Regions from separate parts of the Mus musculus genome. Here region 2 is linked to region 1. A link is a loop called in an ENCODE intact Hi-C map of the cell type or tissue named here. Cell type or tissue: left cerebral cortex. All regions are shown on one strand. Links, peaks and the distances in the headings refer to the core of each region. The heading gives the core; the rest is flanking DNA. Region 1 holds the start of C130026L21Rik (RIKEN cDNA C130026L21 gene). Region 2 overlaps Gm36434 (a long non-coding RNA gene).

Region 1 (8,326 bases), core at 297-8,296:
CCCTCCCCCACTAGTACCAGCTGTCCATTCTGTTTCTTCTGGGTTCTGGGCAGAAGTGGCCATAGGGCCCTTGTTGAAATGTGGCCATTTTAACTCCAAGGGTAATGTTCTGGCCCTTGTGTGTCCCTCCACCCCTCACACCCCGGCTGCACCATCCTGGACTGGGACAGGAGCTTGCTTCCTGCCTTCAGCTCCCAGCCTCACACTTCTCTGCAGGCCACAGCCCTGTCTTCTCAACGCAAGGCGGCTAAAGGTCTTGGGAATTTTTGTAAAACTCTTAAACCTGGCTGCAAGCCAGAGGGAAAGGGCCCTGAATGGCTGACGCTGTCTGGGAGAAGATAGAATCCCACATTCCTGCAGCAGGCTGTCCCAGGGTGGGTGGGGGATGCAGAAGGACCTCCACCACCGGTCTATGAAGCACCAGAAATGTCTGGGCAGGAGGGTGTCTGTCCAGCTTTGGCCTGCTGGTATCCCCCCAGACTATCTCGGCAGAGCCACAGCAAAAAACAACTCAGAGAATTGCGTGACCTGGTGCAGGGAGCAGCTTCACCAAGGTTTATTCAGGTCTGCACAGCTAGACAAAGGCAGGCACCCATGCAGACAGGAACACTTGTACACATACCACATATGCGTGCATACACTTTTCCCAACAACTTGACACACACACACACACACACACACACAAACACACGCCATGCATACCTACATGGAAAAACACAAACTTTTAGGACCTGAAGTTATAGCTCTCACCTGGCCCATCTGGAACAGGTCCAAGGTCCTGTCCATCAGATAGTGGGATCCCTCCCTCCTCCCTTCCTCCTTCCCTCCCTCCCCTCTTCCCTCCCTACCTCTTCCCAGATGTTGTCTACAGCTCTGGCCAACTGGCCAGATGTGCTCAGCACCATAGGCTTCTCAGGAACTGGAAGGCTGAGGAGTCCGAGACAACCCTCAGGTGTCTGGGTGACACCATCCAGCCCCAGGCTGGGAGGACTATTGCCAATGAGGTCACGGGGTCACCAGGCTGTTCTTGCAGCAGCCTGTGGGCAAGCTGTGCACTTCACGCAAGGACTGGCAGCCTGCGGCTGAAGCCGCTAGGAGACTGGAGACTGGGTTCTGCCTTTTAGACCCTGGGTTTCCTTGTCTGTGCAAATGATGAAACGGAATGGCTGTCCCTCACGTGTCCATGAAGCACGGAGCCCAAGGTCACATAGGGCACCTAGGATGGAGCTGCATTGGCTCCGTACTTAACTGAAGCAGCTCCATCTACAGCAGCACAGACACTCAGGGGGATAGAGAGACATCTGTCATCTTGTTAGCTGCCCTGGACTGACATTTTCTTCTACTTGGAGTTTTTTCTGTAGATTGGTGTGGGACTCCTTGCAGGGCTCCAGCTGATCCTGACTCTAGTGTTCTCCATACAGCACTTGCTGTTCCTGAGCCCTGGGAACTACTGTCTCACCTAAGATTTCTAAAGCTACAGGTCGAGGGCACAGACACTAGAGCCTCAGGACTAGCACCTAGCGTTAGGAGCCCAGGCTCCCAAGGAGGTAGGTGGCTGATCGGTTCCCAGTCAGGTTTCTCATAAGCTCAGTGACCTTGAGCTACATGTCTGATCCGAGTCTCTGTTTCTTCACTTATGACATGACATGACCTGTGGGGATTTCATGAGGAACCACATGGGATGGTGCTCAGCGGGGCTGGTCCAGGAGGCACCAAGTCACGGAGTCTCTTTCCCATGAGGCAAGAAGAAAGGACACAGCTGAGGCGGACAGTTAACCACACCCCTCAAGACGCACCACGCCCAGCTCTCTTGCAGGCACCACATGCCTGACATCTCCGGATTTTTCTGCAGTCAGAAATCCCTCTAACTTGTCCTGTCAGACAGAGACCTATAAAAAGCTTACCCACACTGTTATTTTAAGGGATGCCATCACTACGTCTCTGCCTGGGGGTCTCTGCTGGAACAGCCCTGGTTCCCACGGCCTGTGGCTTCCAAGGGTAAGGAGGAGGAAGAGGGCCACAAGGCTGTGCAGAGGTGGGGGCTGCATTTTCACTATGCGAGGGGCCTTTCCATCCTAGCCCTGTCCCTCCCTCTCTCTTTTGCTCCCAGGACCTCTTGGGAGAGTCTTTGTGGACGAGGAAGCCATGTGGGACTGCATTTTCCCCCAAGGTCACACGGTAGCTGGCAGTTCTCCCTTGCCCAGCTCTGAAGCCTCAGACCACCTGCTGCCTCCCCTCTCATTAAGCTCCTCCCCCTCCTGCTCTCCCTCCCCCTCCTCCCCCTCTTTCTCCTCCCCCTCCTCCTTCTCTTCCTCCCCTATCCTTCCCCTCCTCTCCTTCCTTCTCACCTTCCCCCTCCTCCCCCTCCTCTCCCTCCCCCATTCTTCCCCTTCTCTTCCCCCTCCTTCCTTTCTTTCCCCTCCTTCCCCTCTCCTCTCAATCCCATCTCCCTCCTCCCTCCCCTCCTTCTCCCCCTCCTCTCGTTCCTACCCTAATTCTTCCCCCTTCTCTTCCCCCGCTTCCCCCTCCTCTCCCTCCTCCCCCTTCTCTTCCCCCTCTTCCTCCTCCTCCCCCTTCTCTTCCCCCTCTTTCCCCTCTTCTCCCTCCTATCCCAATTCTTCCCCTCCTCTTCCCCCTCCTCCCCCTCTTCCCCTCCTCCCTCCTCTTCTCCCTCCTCCCCTTCCTCCTCCCTCTCCTCTTTCCTCTCTGATTCCTCCCTTCTTCTCCTTGTTGCATCCATTCCTCTCTTGCCACTCTCCTCTAGGCCTCCCTCCTGAAGACCCCCTGCCTCACCTGTGTGTCCCGTGAGTCTGCTTTCAGACAGTGTTCTCTGTCTCCCGCAGTGTCCTTGAGCTGCAATAACCCATCTAGGCAGAGTACCCTCAACCCTAAAGGAAGAGCACCGCCCACGCAAAGTGCAGGGCAGCGCAGGGGTGTGGGCACCACGCTGCTGAGGCTTACACTGTACTTTGGTTTAGTTCTAACAGAGACTTTTCCCTGTGCACCATCCTTCCTGCTGTTACATACATGCACACACTTTAAACATTTGCGTACATGTATGTATGTATGTATGTATGTATGTATGTATATGAGTGTGATGTGTGTGTTCACGTGTGTAAGTGTGCTGTGGCATAGGTGTGGAGATCAGTGGACAACCTCAGGTCTCAATCCTCACCCTCAACCTTATTTTAACAGGTCCTCTTATGTGCTGTGTGTACTCTAGCTAGCTGGCCATAGAACTTCCAGGGACCCTCCTGTCTCTGCCTCCCATCACTGGGCAAGATCCCTGGGCTGGCAAATCCTTGTTCTTGCGTTGGGTCCTGCCTGGGTTCTGGGCATCCATTCTGCCTTCTCATGCTTGCAAGAAAAAAAAAAATCTATGTGACCACTGAGCTCTCCAGCCCCATTCCACTGACAAACGGCAGCTGTAACTTGTCAGATGTCAATCATAGGGAGGCTCTGGGCGATGGAACCCAGGGTTTTATGAGTGTCACATGGTGCTCTGCCACCAGGCTAGCCCAGCCCAGTGTGTTTTCACACACAGGTGGTCCTCCATAGTCCTGTCAGTCTGAGAGGAGCATCTTTTCAGCCTCTAACCACTTCCCTGCTGCCGAGAGGTCCCGGCCCAACAGTGGTCTGGACCACACATAGCTGTGGCCTAAGAACTGAACCAGGAGGAGCTCATTTTGCGACCTGTGCCTCAGTTTCCTGATCTGACAGTGAAGCTCCCGTGTCTCCCTTAGGCAGCAGCTGCAGAGTAACCCCGCATGTGGGTTGCAGCGGCTGCTTAGCCAAGAAGGTGCCGCCAGCATCAGGCTGCAAAGTTCCCGTGAACCCAGGGCTGTGGTGCAACTGTCAGCTAGGCCCAAGCCCCCAGCCCCGGAGACCCCGGAGCCAGGCTGCATCTCGGGGAAATGAGGCCCGGTGGCCCCTGACCCCAGCCTGCAAGAGGCTAACCCCCTCCCTGGCCCCTCGGCTGTGAGGCTGCCCGCCCGGACCATTCATGGGTTTGTATTATAAGATGACTGCCGTCGCCATGGCAACATGAAAGGAGCCGATCTCATTACTGAGGCCCGGACACATTATTTTCTCCAAGGAATTTCTTCTTTTCATTATTTCCCTCCAAAGGTCAGCTGTCCTCTCAGGCGGGGCGGGGGCTGCGGGGGTGTCCACGAAAGGTGAGCCGATTCGGGGCCCAATTCCCCGGGTGGAATTTACAAGCGTTTTGCCTTCTCCTCCTGATCTAACACCAGCTTAGAGAATTTCTTCAAACCAGCCTTTCTCTTTAACCCCTGCGGCTCCGGCAGACAGCAGCCCAGCCATCCTTGCTAAGTTCCTGAGATTCCCTCCAGGGTCTGGGCTTTTCTCCAGCACGTGGCTCCCTGCTACCATCCGAGAAGTCCCTGATGCTGAGGTCTCTGCTGACTTGCCCCGAAGGATTGCCGACACACGGACATTTATGTCTTCCCCACAGGGAAAAACACCCCATTAGAAGGTAACACTAATGCGGGGGCGGGGGTGGTGGTGGCGGGGAGTCCATATCCTCGCTTGGAATGCAGAGTGTGCTGCAATTCAGAGACTGATAGACCTGCTAACATCCCTATCAGGCTGTGTGCCCTTGGGCAAGTAGCTCCCTGTTTCTGGGCACACTTTGCTCATCTGTGAAGCAACTCTATGTTGGTGTGTACCCAGGGAATGAGCAGAAATCATGAGCAGAGTCTGGCTGGCACCCAGGAACAGTAAATACCAAGGATTGATGATCGTATTTTGGTGTGTTTCTATCCATTTCTCTCTGTGTGTCAGCTGTCTGTAACTGTGAAACAAACAGCCCCGAGACTTGAGACTCGTTACCGGGAAGCAGCGATAACTCGGTATTAGCTCGTGCAGTTTCTGTGGGTGGAGGCCTCTGCATCCGTCTCTGGTGGGTCCTGAAGTGGCTGCAGCTACCCAGAAGAGGGAGGCAGAGGCTGGGATGGTTCTTCTGATATCTGGCCTCACAAGTCAACCGTATCTTGTGTCTATCTGCCTTACTCTGTGTCCAATAGGCAGAAATTTGGTTCCCCCATAGGATCTTCAGGGAGCTGCAGTGACACCAGAGGAGGGCTACTGGAAATGGCACCAGGACATCATATTCGGTAAGACAGGATCAGGGTGGACACCCATTCTACAGAGGGAAAACTGAGGCTCTGGACAAAAAACAGTGGCTTGCCCCACTGGCTTCCCACAGGCTCTAGATTCTTCCTTCTGTCTCAGTTTCTCATGGGGCCAGTCATTCAGCTCACCAGATTCTCTATCTGGGACACTGGAGGATTGTCTGCCCCTGTGTGGTGGGTACTCAGAGCTGGGGGAGCTCCCAGCCTCTCCATGGGAATTCTGGCACGTGCAGCGAAGATGATGATGTGTAGCTGTGATGTTGATGATGTGTGTTTGTTGACAGTTGGACGATTGTCTACCTCACAAGACAATAAATGGCTGCCAGAGGCAGAAACGTCAAAGTCAGTCATACAGATCTCTCTCTCTCTCTCAAAAAACAAAACAAAACAAAAACCAAAAAACTAACTCATGCTCTTGCATCTCCTACCTCCTGTGAATGATGCTTGGACTGAGTTTACAGGTTTCTGGCGGTGACTCAGCAGCCCATGAGGAACAGGGTCACCATGACTTAGCAGGGCTTAAAGGATGGGGTCAGCTCAGATTCTTTGGAACTGCCAAGGAAGGTGGTGGAGGAGAGAGATTGATTGATTGATTTTGAGTCTTGGAGGAAAGGCTGAGCTTATCCCCACCTCAAGGACCAAGAGCAAGCTTGGTCTGTGGGCATACATATGGACGGCTTGTTGGCAGCTTGCTCCTTGGCTCAGTTGGACTGCTGGTTCCTGACTAACAAAAAGAGACTGGGTTTTGGGCTCAGAGACTGCTGGGATAGCACATGAGAATGCAGATGTTCTGGAGGGCCTTAAAGGTTCCAGCTCATTAGGTTGGTGCCTAAGGATCAGCATTGTTTTAAAGATTTATTTATTTTTGTTTTATGTGTATGGGCATTTTGCCTGTGTTTGTCTATGCACTGCATGCATGCTTGGTGCTCCCCAAAGCCAATAGGGGACATCAGAGCCTCTGGGACTGGGGTTAGACGGTGGTAAGCTGCTATATAGGTACTGGAAATTAAGCCCTGGCCCTTTGGAAGAGCAGCCAATGCTTTTAGCAACTGTGACATCTCCAGCTACCTTCATCTTAACCATTTACCTTCTCGTCACAAACAGTGGAGTAAGGGCCACTCTGGGTAAAACACCCCGCATGGAAGAGCCCACCCTGTGGGTGCTGTTACCTCAGCCTCACTGGCTCCTAGCAACATTAAGGTTGAGAAGAAATTCATCTCTGGGAAGCCATCCCCAATTCCCTCTATCGTAGAGCAGGTGATAATAGTCCTGTCCCTTCACCTCGTCGTACCTCATGTTACCAGACTTGATTTCTCACAGTCGTACAAAGAAAGTTAGGTGTCCAAGTCCTCTGCCTAAAGGTGGTATTTATAATGCAGTAGCCATCTATCCGTTCATCTACCAATCCATAAATTTATCCACCCACCCACTTACCCAGCCATACTTGCATTCACCTATCTATTCACCTATTCTTGCATGCGTCCTTCAATCCACTCATCTCTACATCCATTCATCCATCTGTCCATCTGTCCATCCATCCATCTAGCTATCCATCCACCAATCCATCCATCCACTTGTCTGTCCATCCATCCACTCATCTGTCCATCCATTCATCCATCCATCTACCTACCCATTCATCCATTCACCACCTACCTACTTATCCATTCATCTACCCATCCATCTGTCCATCCATCCATCCACCCACCCACATATCCACCCACCTGCCCACTCACTCATTCATCCATCATCCATACAAACATCCATCCACTCAACTGTCCATCCATCCACCCATCCACCCATCCACCCACCCATTCATTCAGTCATTCATCCATCCATCCATGCATCCACCCATCCATCTATCTAGGTCTATATTGTGTGTCTTCTGCATGTTGGGTGCTGAGGCAAAGCAGCCACTGGAGCAGGTGTTCACATCCTTTGCCCTAAGGCACCCACAATACTAAGGGGAAGATGGGTCAAACAAACCAAGACACAGCTGTATCATGGATGTAGATTTTTCTCCTTGGAAGTAAACTTGAATAACTGGGAGGTGACTAAATTTGCACCAGAGGGATGATCAGGGAAGGTATCTCTGAGAAGACTTTTCGTTTAAAATCCAAAGATCAGAGGAAGCTGATGATATGAAAGGTGGAAAATGCTGTTCTGGGGGAAGCAGCATGTGTAAAGGCCCTGGGGCAGATAGATCCAAGACCATGCTGTGGGAGGAAGGCCAGTGTGTCTGGAGTGCAGCTGTTGAGAGGCAGAACACTGTGTTGTAGGTTGTTTGGTCAGACATCGAAGATCCAAGAAAACATTGTTTTGGAGTCAGTTCACACATTTCCTGGGAACCTTCTGGTAAATACTGCCATCACAACTGTTGGCTTTGGGCCTTATATGGTGACTACTCCAGGAAGCCTTGCAACGCACCTCCAGCCTCAGTCCCCTTCTCATGTATATCTTCTGATCACAGTGCACCAATCTATTCAGAGAACCATACCGAGAGGCTGATTTTCTGGATGGTGACCCTTAAGACGGGGAGGCTCTACTTGAACCCATGCCCCCACCTAGTGCAACCGCTTCTGTGTGACACAGTGGGTAAAGGAGAAGAGCCTGGGTTTTGGCTCCAGACCCCAGGTCTGCCTTAGGTAGCTTGAAGGACTCCTTAACTCTCACGCCTTAGCTTCTCCTATGGAGAAGTTTCTGGTTTCGATGCCCTGACTGATGCTGACAGGTCTCTTACGCCAGAGCCAATGCCCAGAGAATGCTCTCCTTGGTTCTAACAGTGTTTGCCTCATAAGAGACCCCACCCCCAGCCAGGTCTGCCTTCACTGTCCTTGGAACCTATGATTCATTCTGTCCCCACCAGCAGTTCAGGGTGGGACTCACTTTGGTCCTCAGTCTCTCAGCTTCTTTGTTGGTGGACTTCTGGTCTTAGCTCCTCCCACACTCAAGGTCTGTGTGAGTTGGTAGACTCAGTGATTTTTATGAAAGGAGCTGGGCAGTTCCAGGCTGAGAGCCCGGCTGAGACCGCAAGAGACTGATTCCCCTAGGAAGAGATGAGGTGTGCTGTCCTGAGGGGCAGTCTGCAGTCATGGGTGAGATATGTCCATCTGGTCTTTCTGTCCATCCATCTATCCAGGCAGCAATTATGTCCCAAGCACTGAGAATCTACCAGT
Region 2 (8,326 bases), core at 276-8,275, 87 kb after region 1:
GGGGAAAAGGCATATGAAAAGATTCAAGACTCCTTTCCAGAGTCTCTGCTGAAATCTCAGTGTAGATCCTGTTGGGACCCTGGGCAGGCTCTTCCTAGGCCTCATTTTTTTTCCTCCTCCTCCTCCTCCTCTTCCTCTTCTCCCAGGCCTCTCTGGTGAAGGCTGGAGGTCAGAAGTGCATGTACCACTTTGACTTGGATGAGAATCCTTCCGTGCTGTGGGAAGATTTCTCCATCAGGAGCTAAGTTTCTGCTTCCACAGCTGCCATTCCAAGGCCAACGGGGCTGTGTGATGACCAGACAGAAAGAATGTCACCCACCCCACCTCAGGCTCCTTCCCGCTTCATTCTCCCTGCTGTTCCAGAGCCCTTGGCTCGGAGACTCAATTCCATGGCCTTCTGCAGCCTGCACAAGCCTGCAGACACCTCCCCTGGGCTCAGGCAAGAGTGGTCAGGCCTTTTGGACCTCAGGGTTCTGCCCAGGAATATCCTAGGACACTCGGACGGTGGTGAGTGGGAGGAGAGCACGCCATCTCAGTATCTTTTCTTTACCGGGACACCATAATGATCAGGGCCTAAGAGGACTGCCTATGAGGTCATCTTTGTTCCCTATCTGCTGCCACCTCTTGCCCCACCCTTCCTGTGGCTCTCCTGTGCTGGTTGCGTGCAGAAAAGCAGGGCCCGTCCTTGTCACCAGGACCCACATGCAGCAGGTGTCAGAACGGGCTTGTTACCTCGCTACAGAGTCTGCTGTTCATTGGGTGGGTGCCTTTTGACCTGAGAAAGCCCCAAGCTTCTAGATATGTTTTCTCCTCTTCCCAGGCCTCGCACACTCCCCTCATCTCCAGGACGAGTTGGCGGGACCCACCACAGGACTCTGTTATGCTTCCTTCCACACACCTTGCACCGAGGTGTCAGCAGGATGCCTTCATCCAGCAACGACCCCCCGCAGAGCCACCCAACCCCCACCCGGGGCCACAGCGCAGTCCCTCCGGAGGGTCCTGTCTAAGGTGGGAACAGCAGGAAGATCTGCCTCCCGCTCCCTCCCGTTTCCTTCGCCGCTCCTTTTGTTCTATATTTAATTTTTTTGTTTTAAATCCAGTTGAAGAGCGCCGGGTGAATCACCGACGGTTATTGATTTATTATTTATGGCGACTCACATGCCGCTTTAATCATGCTCGCTGTCCTTTTCCTAGTCAACTCCGCTGAAGGACAACTCAAGGAAACCGTCTGGGTGCTGCAGATGGGCCGCGTGCATGTTTATTGTGCGCTTGCTACCTGTTGGAAGGCAGGGAGCCTCTGAGTTTGGGGGTAGAAGATGCTCTTGCTTTCCTGAGATTGAAGGTCAGTCCTTGAGGATTGGAGCAAGCTGGCGTGGTGTGTGTCTCACCGCTAAAGGGCCCCGGGTGCCTGTTTTCTGTTTTCTCTGGCTTCTTCCCTTCCCTTTCCTATTGAAGACATGGCCTGGTTTGAAGAATAAGTGTCTATGTCTCCCCAGCCTCCCCAAACTGCCAAAGTCATTTGCTTTAGAAATCAAACAGATTAGGATGGTCCGTGCTAGCCTACAGCATTAATGGAGGGCTGGCTGGTCTGGCAGGCAAGCCATCTCCTTCATGGGGGGCACTGCATTAGTCCTGGGTTCTGTGGACAGACCCCAGGAAGGAGCCAGACCCAGGAAGTAGGTGAAACTCAACAGGAGACGGGTCTAACTGCCAGAGAGTCGCTGAGGGGCGCTGTGCATCTGCTCTGCCTCGTTCTCCAGGGAACTGTGAGGACACCAGGGTTTGTGCTGCTCAGATCCCGTGGCTGACAAATGTTCTCCTACTCTGGGAACGCCCACCATGTTTCTAGCCCTACCCCTTCACATGCTCCCCAGACAGCTGTTCTCTACAGTTGCCCCTCCCCACGCGGCTACTGTCATGGTGGGGTTGCCTGAGGCTGGCCCTTGAGGTAGAGGATGTTTCTGGAAGGTGAATCTGACGTGACTGTTATCATGTCGTGGTTAGGTGTGAGCACAGTGGCCCAGGCATGTGTACATGTGTGGCGATGTTTGTGCTTGTCAGAGAGGTGAGAGGGACATTGCCTTTCCAGGCTTTGTTTCTTACCACCCTGTCTCATGACATCACTAGCCTCGGGCAAGTCGGGTGCTGTCTTCAGGACTTGGTTCCTCCCTATAACATGGGTCAAGCTGGGAAGGTTGGGAAGGGCCAGTAGATGGCAGATGCCCATCAAGCTGGAGTCCAGGTCCTGATTGCCACACAGGACCTTTTCTATGCAGCGACATCTGATAGGCCCTGGGTGGCATGGAATGCAGGCCTGTACACTGTCTGAATAAAAGTGCCCTCAAGTCTCACCCAATTCCTGGGGTTTCTGAGGGGTCACCCTACAGACCTCTGTGTTCCTCTTCCCTTTATCTCTGGTTACTTAGAGGCTTATAGAGCAATGGGGTTGTGGCTGCCCAGAGCCTTTGAGCTTTGCTGTCCCAGAGTCTGGAGTAGGTGGGGAAGTGGACAAAGATGTCAGGAGCACGGGACCTGGGGCTTTGGTTCTGCCCTTGAGGTGATGGCGAGAGACAGACAAGCATTCAGTGGGGTTTTTCTATGGCTGATGTCCTACATCTGTCTCCTGTCCCTCCATTCCATCCCTCCCACAGGCAAGCATGGAGGGACGACACTGTGTCCTGCTCTGGACTCAGTGTTCAGGGACATAGACGCGTAACGACAGTCCTCCTGGGAGCCGAGACTGCAGTTTGATGATGGTTGAAGTGAGTGATTGCTGGTGTTCACAGGGGCCGGGAGAGAACACAAACTCAGCACAAAGTCCACCCCTGGAGGTCAGAAGGACAGGGGACTGAACCTGGCTGGGAGAGGCAGGGGACAGTGTTCTAGGCAGCCCCTGACAGGAGGGCTGGTGGCATGTTTAGGAAGGGAAAATGGCTTGTGGCCAGAACACAGGGATGAAAAGGAGAGGAGTCTTATAACTAGGATAGCACTGTTTCCCCAGGTCCAGGCAGACTTGGGGTGGTTGTCAGCATGCTAGAGCCAGTCGAGGCAGTGTGACTCATTGTGCCCCCTTGGATGTTACACAGCAAGTGCGTGACAGGCCCCCACAGGCTGAATCTTCAAAAGGCAGAGGGGTATAAGGGCTCAGGATGGCAGTGGTATGTCCCCTCCCCTACACATTCTGTTAACAGGTACAGGGATCTTGGGACCTCTTCTGGCAGCTGGGTTGACCTTGCAATTTGCTTCTGCCCATAAAGGCCAACAAAGGTAAAGAGACAAGCAGAAATAGTGTCTGGTGTCTCAGGTAGTAGATGCTGGTCACAGTAGCTCCTACAGCACACAGTGTACATACTCAGGTGCCCCAAACCATCATGAGGGAAGAAGGTTCTGCTTGCCTGTCCTTTGCTGCTGTAACTGATACTCATACAATCAACTTACAAAGAATCAAGGTCCAGGTTGGCTCATAGCATCATGGGTTTTAGTCTTTGCTGCTCTGAGGTCTGTTCTGGAGCAGAACAATGGGCTCATGGTGACCATCATGACTTGACTCTAAACATGCCATGAATACTTAGTCTCAGGTAGGTGCTATTTGAACGACCAAGTAACTTTACTTCATGGAGTGTAGTGGCTGAAACAAGCCACCGGGGGCAGGATTCAAAGGCAATGCCCAATGCAAGTTATGTCTCACTGGTTTCTGGTTCACTATGCTGTGAACAGCCTCTGCCAGGCAATCCTGCAGCTCTGAACTGTGTCGCTCCCTCTGGAACCCTGAGTAGAAATAAATTGTAACCACTTTGGTTTCCTCTGTCAGTCACCAGGTCACAAGGCAGGAACTAACAGAAAACTGCTACCAGAGGTGAAGTCACCATGACTGATCCCAATCACGTAGATATGGCAGTAGGAGGAATGGCTGAGGAAACCCCACAGTGCTATAAGCAGAGATTCATGGGCCATCCCAGCAGGACTGTGGAAGATCAGACTGAGAGACATGTGGACAATAAGGACTGTACTCAGGAGCTCTCAAACTGAGCAAACAGGACTCCAATGGGAGCCAGACTAGAGGCTATCCATTCTACACATTGGCAAATAGTTTGTCTATGCATATTTTGCCCCTTTTCCTGAAAATTTGAGTGTGGGGCTAAGCAGGGTGTGATCCCAGCACTTTGGGGGGGGGGGAAGTTTAGGTGGATTTTTGTGAGTTCAAGGCCAGGCTGGTCTACTTAGAGAATCCCAGGCCAGCTAGGACTACCTAGAGACACCCAATTAATTTAGTGGAGGAAATTGTGGCATGGTTGTTGTTGGCTGCTTTTAGCCAGGTTTACAGTGAACCCTGGGATTCAAAATCAGAGCAGAAAGCTACAAAGCATGTTCGGTTTGGCCTGAGAGGCAGCAGGGGTGAAATAACAGACTGGGATGGGAACTGTCACAGAAGATTCAGTCTGCATAGTTGACAGTAGGAAAGTGGCCTTGGGGTGCTTTAAGAAGTTAATAGGATTACGCCTATTGTAGGTCAGGATAGAAAACCGCAAATTCACATCAAGTATTTTCCACCAAGACTTTTTTTCTAAGAGAGAGCTTCTAGGGTATCTAGCTAGAAAATGGGTGTCTGTTGGGTAATTTTAACTGCTCAGGCACTTGGAAGGGCCTGTCTGCCCCAGCTCATGGCCGGTTTCAGCTTTGTATGTGCAGCTGTGGTGGTTTGTATATGCTTGGCCCATGGAGTAGCATGATAAGAAGGTGTGGCCCTGTTGGAATAGGGGTGGTCTTGTTGGAGGAAATGTGGCTCTATTGGAGTGTGTGTGGCCCTGTTGGTATAGGTGTGTCTTTGTTGGAGTGGGTGTGGCCTTGTTAGAGTAGGTGTGGCACTGTTGGAGTGAGTGTGGTCCTGTTGGAGGGAGTGTGGTCCTGTTGGAGGAGGTGTGGCCCTGTTGGTATAGGTGTGTCTTTGTTGGAGTGGGTGTGACCTTGTTAGAGTGGGTGTGGACTTGTTGGAGTAGGTGTGTCACTGTGGGTATGGGCTTTATGACCCTATTCCTAGCTGCCTAGAAGCCAGTCTTCTCCTAGCAGCCTTCAGATGAAGATGTAAAACTCTCAGCTCTTCCAGCCCCATGTCTGCCTGAATGCTGCCACGTTCCTGCCTTGATGATAATGGACTGAACCTCTGAACCTGTAAGCCAGGCCCAACTAAATGTTGTCCTTATAAGAGTTGCCTTGGTCATGGTGTCTGTTCACAGAAGTAAAAACCCTAACTAAGACGGCAGCATTAGTCCTATAGACATACGGAAAGCAGGCCTTCAAGAATTAGGGAGTTAGCAACAGTGTGAAGTATAGTCCCACAGGCTGTCTGTCTCAAATCCCAGCAGAAACCTAAAGCTAAGAGACTGCCATTTGCTCCTGCACATAATCCTGCAGTAAAAGTCACCTCATAACTTGGCACAACGAGAGAGCAAACAACTATTGATAAAAACAGATCAGGTAATGGACAGTAATAAAAGCTACTTAGAGGGCCAAGACAATAACAGCCCGCAGTCAAGAGCACTGACTGCTGTTCCAGAGGACAGGTGCTCCATTACCAACTCAATGCATTTCCTGGGGTTTTGATTCCTTCTGCTGGGCTGGGTGGATACTGTATCCACTCGGTGCTCAGGCATTCACTCAGGCACACACCCATACACAGAAAAGCAAAGAAAATAAAAAATTAAAGCCATTTAAAATGTATGAATTATTTACTTCTAGAGTTTTCTCTTTTTTTTAGACAGCAGTTGGCCACAGACCAGCAGATGCCGAGGAAAGCAAGCCCGTGGGTTGGGGGGGGGGGGGGCGGGTGCTGTAGCTGCTCTCAATGTCTCTGTGAGAGAGTGGCACTCACAGAATTGTGACAAGCAAGTAAACAGCACACCCTCACCTGTCTCTACTCTCCACAGCGCAGGTGCTTCCGGATGAGGAGCCTACACAGAAGTGCAACATAGTGTTTATTTCTCATTTTAAAAATAGTAAAACGGGGCCAGCAAGAGGCTCAGGAGGAAAAGTGCCTTGCTGATGACCAGAATTGCTCTCCAGAGTCCTCGTGTTCTAATTTGCTTTCTGTCCACAGATTTAGAGTCCATTATCAGGGGAAGTCATGACAGGAACGTCAGGGCAGGAACCTGGAGGCAGGAGCTGAAGCGGAGACCATGGAGGGGTGCTGCTTACTGGCTTGCTCAGCCTGCTTGCTTATACAACCCAGGACCACCTGCCCAGGGATGTCAATGCTTACAATGAACTGAACCTTCCCACATCAGTCACCACAAAGGCAGTGCCCCCACTCACTTCCCTACCGGCTAATCTGGCGGTGATAATTTATCAATTGAGATTCTCTCATAATGCATTATACCTAGGTTTGTGTCAAGTTGATAAAGGCCAGCCAGCCCAGCATGTAAATGTGGAAGAGGGGAGCCAGCTCCATAAACTGCTCTCTGAACCCTACACATAAGCCCAGAACATATACATACCACACACAATGACAACAACAACAGCAACAACAACAGCAACAGTAATGAATAAAATGAAGCCAACATGTGTTCTCTATTCTATAAAGTTGGCTGTGGGCAGTGGGTGTGGTCATTTACCTTAGGTGAGGGTGTTGGAGAAGGACATGAGCGAGCAGCTGGCAAGAAGCTATGAACAAGAAGAGAAGATGCCTGGGAGACCTGCAGGCACTCTCTCTCACTCCACAAGGAGAAAGCCCCAAGTTCTTTCCTGTTCTGAACCTTCATTAAACCACTGCTCCTCTGGGGAAACAGGTAGCAAAATTCTCCTGTGTTTGTCAGGACTGGGTCCCTTCATATTGGCGGGTGCAACCTTCCAGGATGTGTGGAACTACTCACAGTAACAGGTGACCCTCGGGTGACCCCTGCTGAAGAGAGAGAAGTTTCTACTTGTGCCTCAGTAGTCTGTCCACTTTTGCCTTCTGAGTCTAATTAGGTCTGTGACTTCTGCCTCCATCTCTGTCCCCAAGAAGGTGGGAAAGCCTATCCATCAGCCCCCACCGTGAGTGAAGGGGGGAGAGGGGAGGATCTGTGCCAGAGAGAACTGTGTGTGGTTGGGAAAGAGGCAGATGCAGTCCCGAGGCCAGTGGAGACCTCTCTCTCTAGAATGTTCGATCCTTTGGCAGCTGTTGATGTCTTCCTGCAGCCTGCTGGAGCTGAGGCCCTTCAGCCCTTCTTTCTGGGGACTTATCCAGAAGGAGGTGCTCCTTCTCATCTTTCCATAGTCCTCCCACTCCCTGGCTTTCCATTCTCACCTAGGTGTTTGCCTTCACCCGCCTTGGCCTGTCCTCAGACCCTGGCTCAGGTCTGCCACCACGGATAGGGTGAAGCTGTGCAGCCCTGCTTCCTGCTTCTTGTGTTGTTAATATCGCAGACTGGAAAAATTGTGAGCAGAAGTGTCTCTGGCTTGAGGTTCTGGAGGCTCAGAAGTGCAAGGGTTCAGCTGAGCCACAACCAGACAGAAAGACAGCTGGACGGAAGCCAGGAAGCCACTCCTGTTCGAACAGCTTGATTTGTTCATGAGGATGGAAGACCTCACTGCTTCGTCATCTCACAGAAAGTCTTCCTCTTAATATCACCTTCATGACTTCCTGAGTTATGTAAAGTCCCCAGTGTCTGGAAGATCCACCCCCAGTGTTGGATAGATTTGATCTACCCGGAGGATTCCATGCATGTCTCCTAGAACTCACAGTCTGGATTGCAAGCAGGACTCTCCCGTCTATTAGAGGTGGAACACCAAGTAAAATGTCCTTCCTATCTGTTACTCCCACATTGGCATAACAGCAGGCCTCTTCCCTGGACAGTACTGAACAGCAACTGCTCTGAAGTACAAGGGACGCTAGCTGTTGGGGAGGTCTGTGGTCTGTGGAGGGATTCTGCTGGCTGTGGGGGTATGTCTGACTGTGGGGAGCAGTCAGGGAGCTGTGCGGGTTCTGTAAGCTTGGGATGCTTCAGGGTGTGTGTATGGGGGTGCTGCAGACTGTGGGGGTGCCTATAGGCTGAGGGACCATTTTCAGAATAAGCCTGAACCAGGCAGGCCATGGTGCTCTCCAGGGTGTGTAAGCAAGGTGTTGAACGCTGTGATTGCAGACAGCTGATCAATTAGCCGCAAGTCAATCCTGATTGTCAATCTGCATATTCAACCAGGAGCATTAATTATGCACATTTATGCATCCTGCAGTTTTAACCCCAGACCTGCCTGAGAGCCTGGAGGGCGGGGCTGCACACTACAGCATCCAATGGGCATTGTGTTTGGTGGAATACTGCCTTCCATCTGCCAGTGAGCTAGTACAGAGCTG

What was found. A loop is a pair of places that touch in the nucleus more often than their neighbours do. Peaks named below come from ENCODE experiments on the same cell type or tissue, not always from the same donor. Only the 100,000 strongest peaks of a DNase experiment are listed, where the experiment ranks them.
Region 2: it touches region 1 in a loop (2.3-fold over the local background); 2 of 42 quality-filtered maps call a loop at or near these places.

What each region holds. Positions count from the first base shown.
Region 1 is chr5:111,577,376-111,585,701 of GRCm38, forward strand. C130026L21Rik (RIKEN cDNA C130026L21 gene) reads left to right here and starts at 4,186. Exons shown (of 4, transcript NR_015546.2): 1 at 4,186-4,495; 2 at 4,804-4,921; 3 at 5,046-5,135. RefSeq lists an enhancer at 1-921. In left cerebral cortex, for the core only: a CTCF peak has its summit at 4,955 (motif pointing right); DNase peaks (open chromatin) are centred at 1,818, 4,054, 4,250, 4,738 and 1 more place; H3K4me3 peaks cover 1,691 bases; H3K27ac peaks cover 2,119 bases.
Region 2 is chr5:111,664,452-111,672,777 of GRCm38, forward strand. It overlaps Gm36434 (a long non-coding RNA gene), which reads left to right. Exons shown (of 3, transcript XR_389526.3): 2 at 147-507; 3 at 821-2,287. Among named protein-coding and RNA genes, the nearest start is that of Gm36434, 4.7 kb to the left of the region's middle. In left cerebral cortex, for the core only: CTCF peaks have their summits at 1,695, 1,897 and 3,642; DNase peaks (open chromatin) are centred at 1,813 and 7,670.